Regions from separate parts of the Mus musculus genome. Here region 2 is linked to region 1. A link is a loop called in an ENCODE intact Hi-C map of the cell type or tissue named here. Cell type or tissue: left cerebral cortex. All regions are shown on one strand. Each heading gives the region's core, and the rest is flanking DNA. Links, peaks and the distances in the headings are about the cores only. Region 1 has its middle 50 kb from the start of Gm42203. Region 2 holds the start of Gm34205 (a long non-coding RNA gene).

Region 1 (2,926 bases), core at 176-2,675:
TGGGAAAGATGCTACAAGCCCTATCCTCATTTTCTAAAGGCATCAATTCCTCATTGAACAGTGGTGGAAATAATAGCTATCCAGTGAATGGCTATGAAGGCAATATAGTAGATACAACCCTTTCTTCTCATTAAATAGTTCATTATGATATTTATGACTTATCATCCATATGTACAAACAAACTAAAACTTAAAGTTTTTAACTTATCTTCTTTGTCAGTTCAACCATAAGAGTTAGCTCGCAATTTTCAAGACAGTATTAAGAGCAACGGTTATTTGTATTTGTTAACCAAGACTGAGTATTTAATTCTCTGCAAAAGATTTAAAATTGGCCTCTCTGCTAGCCTTCTACTAAAATTATATCATATATATATATATATATATATATATATATATATATATATTACATATATATATATATTACTTCATATTTATTTTCTATATAAAGTAGAAACTGTTACCAACCAAAGTAAAAAATGTTTCAGTACTTTTAACATCTATAGAACCATGCTATGCATGCATGTTGCATATTATCCCTGGCACTGTCATGAACTTACAGCAAAGGAAGGAGAAAGGATGAGACAGGTACAATGAACATCCTCCTCTAGAGCATTTCACCCTTCTGCTTCTCTCCCCTCAGTGAGAGGCCACTCATCTTTCAGACTTCAGAAATCAAGTGTCACTTACAGGAACAAATGATTCACGCCCAACATGAACCTCATCCCTGTTTTCATCCATTCCACCATGAAAACTAAATGTATCTACATGGCAATTGGTTCAGCCTGTATCTTAAAGGAGACTATGGCCTTGAGCACAGCACTTGTACAAGTATTTAACTCATGTTAACTGTACATATTAATGAGGTTCAGTATGCATTTCCATACAGACATATAACATGTACACATCTAGTCAGCTGCCCCTTTTTGCTCTACATGCATATACCATTCCCAATCTCTTCTATTCAATAGTCTACTTCTAATTCAGTTTTTCTAGCTCCTGTATAAAAGAACACATAGTGACATCTTTTGGCACTTGATCAGAAGCTCCTGACTTCTGTGTCCTTTCCTCATATTTAAACTAGTTAGCACACCTCTCCTTCCTTTGCAGGAATGAGGTGGTAGGGATTTTGTATTCTGGTTCAAAAGCTGATTACATATGCATAAGAACAAACATAATTCATTACAAGAGATAAGAAAAACTACCAGATATTTTCTGGTTGTCTATTCTAAGAACAGATGGTGTGCTTCTGAGAAATATCAAGATATATGAAAGAAAACATTTAGGCAACTGATGTTCACGTGGGTGCTGATTTCTGGCTACAGAACATGCCTGTTGCTTCCTGACATCTGCGATATTCTTCTCTAAGTACCAGGGGGTGGAGGGGATAAAAAAAAATACAAATGACAAAGTTACAAAGATTGCAGGTTTGCGCATTAGTGAGTTATTCTAACTGACCTTATAAGGTATAAACTAACCAGGAACTCAAAGGGATGACTTCAGACACTGTTGCATAATAGACATAATTGAAACCGCATTGACTGCAATCTAGCAGACCTGAGTTCAGTATTTTGGCCCTATTCCTTATAGGCTGGGTGGGGTTTTTTATGTTATTTATTTGGTTGCTTTATTTTTGTTCTACCACAATCAGTAAGTGAAGCATTTCTATATTATTTTACTGACAAAGAAACTTTAAGCTTCTGTGATGCTTAGGTAATTGTTAGCTTGACAGAATCCAGAGTTATGTGAAAGACAAGGCTTCATGCAGACCCATGAGAGACTGTTTAACTTCTGGCCACGCCTGTAAGGGACGATAGTGATTAGGTTAGACTGAGGTGGGAAGACCCCCACTTAGAAACAGTTTTGGGCTGAGGCCCTAGATCTTACACAAAGGAGAAAGCAGGCTGAGTATCCGTATTTGTTGCTCTCTGCTCTTGACTAAACAATCACAGGCACTTTAACTAGTGATTAGCTAAATTTTTGAAATATAACCAAAGCCCAGCATTGTCTGATAAAACAGAGCAAGGCGAGTCTGAAAGTTAGATATTTAAAGGGGAAGAAATGGGCCTATTCAAAAGCAAGTTTCCAATGGAAAGAGCTGAAATTTTTGGCATAGATTCTTAGGCTTAGTTTCATTAGCATAATAGCAATCTCAGTTTAGAAGAATCACAATCGGAAAAGGGCTCCTCAAAGGACAGAATGAGAAGCACACTTGCTGAGACACTAAACAAGAAAATCCAGTCACTGGCTTTTTTCTGTGGTCTAGAAGGCTTTAAATCTCAATTTCACATTTCAATTGAAGCTCAGAGCAGAAACTGATGCAACAAGTCAGAGGCACTAAGAGGAAAGCCAATGAAAGAGAAAGACAGGCCTTTCTAGTCAGAAAAGACTAGAGACCCCTTCAGACATCAGCTTTCAGAGAAAGTACAGGACCTCAAAAATTCCCAATATTCACCCACTATTTGGCCTGTTATCAGAGTACTAGAATAAATAATACAGCAGGTTACCAGTGTACTGGAAGCATAGTGTGAAGGCAATAGGACTCAGAACAATTGAGTCTAAGATTAGGCCTCCTAAGTTTTATGTCTGTCTTCATCTTGCCTCTTCGTTGAGAGGAAGGACACTGAGGAAATTCAGATAACTGAGATAAGGCCTTGGTTTAAATCTTATCTCGATTTGGAATTGCCTTTATTTTGCTGCAGAAGCATCCCAAAAATTCCCCTGCCCTACCCAGAGCTGCAAAGGCCTGGTTCAAAATCATGAGTCCCTTATTTGATTGTTAAGAATTAGTTTATAACCTAAGATACTATATACTCATTCTTGAATGCCTGTGAGCTGCTTACTGGTGAGCTACCAGATAATTTACTAAGTATTACTTAAATCTGGTATTACAATTTGTATTAATCTCTGAGCTCTTTAGCTTTTTAGTA
Region 2 (2,926 bases), core at 150-2,649, 200 kb before region 1:
AGAGTTCTGGTAAAGATAGAAAGAACTAGAAAAGAGGAGAAACTTCCCTGAGTCAGGAAGTTATTCAAGCCAACAGATGTGGAATGACAGACTTTATGGAAACAAATCTTTCCTCACCAGAAAGACCTGACCTTAGACAGTCCTTTAAAGTCTTCCTGGACTAGGATCACCCTGGAGGTCACTTACCCAAAGGGCAGACAACTCACTCATTTGAACTCCATCTCCTTGTGGAGACTGCATCATTTCAAACGATTGCAACAAATTTAGAATTCTAACCTAATAAAAGAAAACTTGGAAATGTCTTTAGCTAAAAAGTGCTCTCACACACACGAAACATTTTAGCTGGAGCCTATTTTTATCCTTTCCTGTTTTATAGAGGCATTGGAGAAACACTCTGGAGACATCCCTGTGGCAAGTATGTACCCTCCTCACCCCCTGCCCTGTGCCGACCGGATGACTCTGGCCTCTGTCTCCCTTGACCACCCTGCACAGCACTGAGAAGAAAGCCATGCCTGGCCCAGAGCTTCCCCAAGCATATGTAATGAGTGAGCACCAAGCACATGCCCTATTCAGGCCAATGGGAGAGAACACTGTGTGCAATAAATTCTGCTGCCCAGTTGGCTCAACTAGACTTAGAAGGCAGAATGAAATTCCTAACTCCCTATACTGTTTAAATGTAGAAAATGAAAGAGTAAGAATCTTAGAAGAAAAGTACAAAGATTTTCAATGTAAGTTGGGGAAGAAACTTAGAATAAAAATTAAGAAAGATAAAAATCTCCTAGGAACTAGCTAGAATTGAGTACATAAATATTACATTTCTGGGATGAAGATATTACAATTGATTGAAGAGGGTAAGAAGAAGAAAAAAGTCAAGCAATAGTTAGGTACAAATCTAAAAGCTGAAAAGGGCTGACGTAAAAGAGCTCCTCCTAAGAATCACTGTTTTAGGACAAATTGGTTTGAAAGTGGCAAAGGATGAGGACATGAGAGTCACGAATCACTAAAAGGCATATGTTGTTACATAATCTCCTTTTTAAAACGAAAGCATATACGTCCAATAAAAATGCTTTTCAACTCTTAGTAACCTTCTGGTAAATAGAACCAATAGTTTGCCTAACAGGAAGCTAGGGTGTGGACAGGTATTAAGAACAAAAACATGGAGACAACATGGGTCTTTAAGAAGGAAAGACTGAACAAATGCCTTTTGACAGAATGGTATTAAGTGAGGTGAGAAAGACACCTCGCATATTCTCTCTCATGTTAATATTCTAGCTTTGAAACTTTATATATGTGTATTTACGTGGGACTGAGTATGTGTGGGAGGCAGGAAATGAGAAAGGGGCCCATGGAAAGGGAAAGTTGGCTCCAAGAGAGGAGGCTCCTGAGGTGGTGGGACTGTTGATATGAAAGTGAAAGGGGTGGGGTCGAAGAGTTTAAGTGAATCTAGGGGATGGGAGAGTGGGGGGATTAGGGAGCAAGTGTCAACCAAACTGAAATGGGTATGAAAACACCATAAGGAAACCTGTGCGTCTCTGAGCTAAATGCAGCTCTTTTCTAAAACAGCACTACATCCGCGCTATGACATTTTACATAGTTCTTTTAAAAAGCAATTTAATTAGATCCCTCACTGTTGATGGGAAGAACGCTCCTGATGTATTATTTAGTGAAAAACATCAACTCTGAAATTTGTATGATGTGGTCTGTTACCACCAAACAAGTCTGTGTGAGTCTGACAGAAGAGAAGCAAGAGAAGCACGTGCAAGACCATGAATGTCAGCTGCCAAACAGGAAAATACAGGGTGGTGATGTTTCTATAGCTGATTCAGCTATGCCCACTCCAAAAATCTTCCCCACCCTGACCTCATCCTCCTGCCTGTCTCACAGTCCCTCTCCAGCCTTGCTGAGGGAATCCTCATAGATAGCATCACTGGTCCTTACCCAAGGAAGCTGTCTATCAACTGCTACTTTTGGTAGTGGCTTGACATTTAGTCTTATTGACTTAGTTTTAAACTCAGTCCAATACTACTATTACACCTTCCCAGATGAAGAATTGGAGGCATGGGTGAGAACCCCACTAACGTCAGAAAACTGAGCTGATCTGGATCCAGGAGTTGATCAGAGTTTGTGACTCTTAAGCGAAATGTTTCTTCTAGATTTGATTTGGATTACTATTAATGAACATAGTAAATCCAGAATAACGGCTGGTATTGGTAGATCGATGATATCTCCTGTTAAGGATGGTCTAAAGATGGATCCTTCTAAAGATTCCTGAAGTTATGGAAAGTGAAATATAAAGTTTAGGAGAGAAAATAAAATGGGGACGTTACATTTAGGCAAAAGTGTGGGGTGCAAGGTGACTAATACATGTCCAGTAACTATTGAGAGGAGAAACAACGAAAGAAAGAACTCATTCTTTAAGGAAACAGGACAGAGTTTTAAACATGTCCAGGCCTAGAGAGAATATCGCTGACAGTGGTCATTGTTATAGGGAAAGAAAGCAGAATGACACATTGGATCCATTTATAACAGTACAGGTCTTTGTTTTTATCAAAGTAATTTCAGTAGAGTGACAGGAGTGTGGGCCTAGTTTCAATAAGTGGGTGGGGAAAGAGAGATCCCCATAGAGTTAGAGAACTTTGCAGCAGCGTGGAGATTGGGAAGGCACAGAACAACTTACAGAAAACTACAGTGTAGAAAACTACAGCTGCCGTGGTTATGATCGGGAAATGGAAGCTCATGTGCAAACAAAAGATGGGAAATGAGAGGTGAGTGAGCACCAGCGCAGAGCTGGTGGGTTGTGCTTTATGCTCCTAAAGCAGAGAGGTAGGGAAGGGGGTAGGTAGGTGAAAGGAAGGACAGGTTTGTCCTGAAGAGTTTTACTAAGGGATTGCCTTCTGGCTAATAAACACGATCAACAATGCCTAAA

The links. Peaks named below come from ENCODE experiments on the same cell type or tissue, not always from the same donor. Only the 100,000 strongest peaks of a DNase experiment are listed, where the experiment ranks them.
Region 2: it touches region 1 in a loop (3-fold over the local background); 2 of 42 quality-filtered maps call a loop at or near these places.

Annotation. Positions count from the first base shown.
Region 1 is chr3:33,741,006-33,743,931 of GRCm38, forward strand. No RefSeq gene overlaps it. Among named protein-coding and RNA genes, the nearest start is that of Gm42203, 50 kb to the left of the region's middle. In left cerebral cortex, for the core only: no CTCF peak of the experiment used is centred there; DNase peaks (open chromatin) are centred at 1,327 and 1,858; H3K27ac peaks cover 1,702 bases.
Region 2 is chr3:33,537,851-33,540,776 of GRCm38, forward strand. Gm34205 (a long non-coding RNA gene) reads left to right here and starts at 2,494. Exons shown (of 3, transcript XR_389655.3): 1 at 2,494-2,765. In left cerebral cortex, for the core only: no CTCF peak of the experiment used is centred there; a DNase peak (open chromatin) is centred at 1,590; H3K27ac peaks cover 236 bases.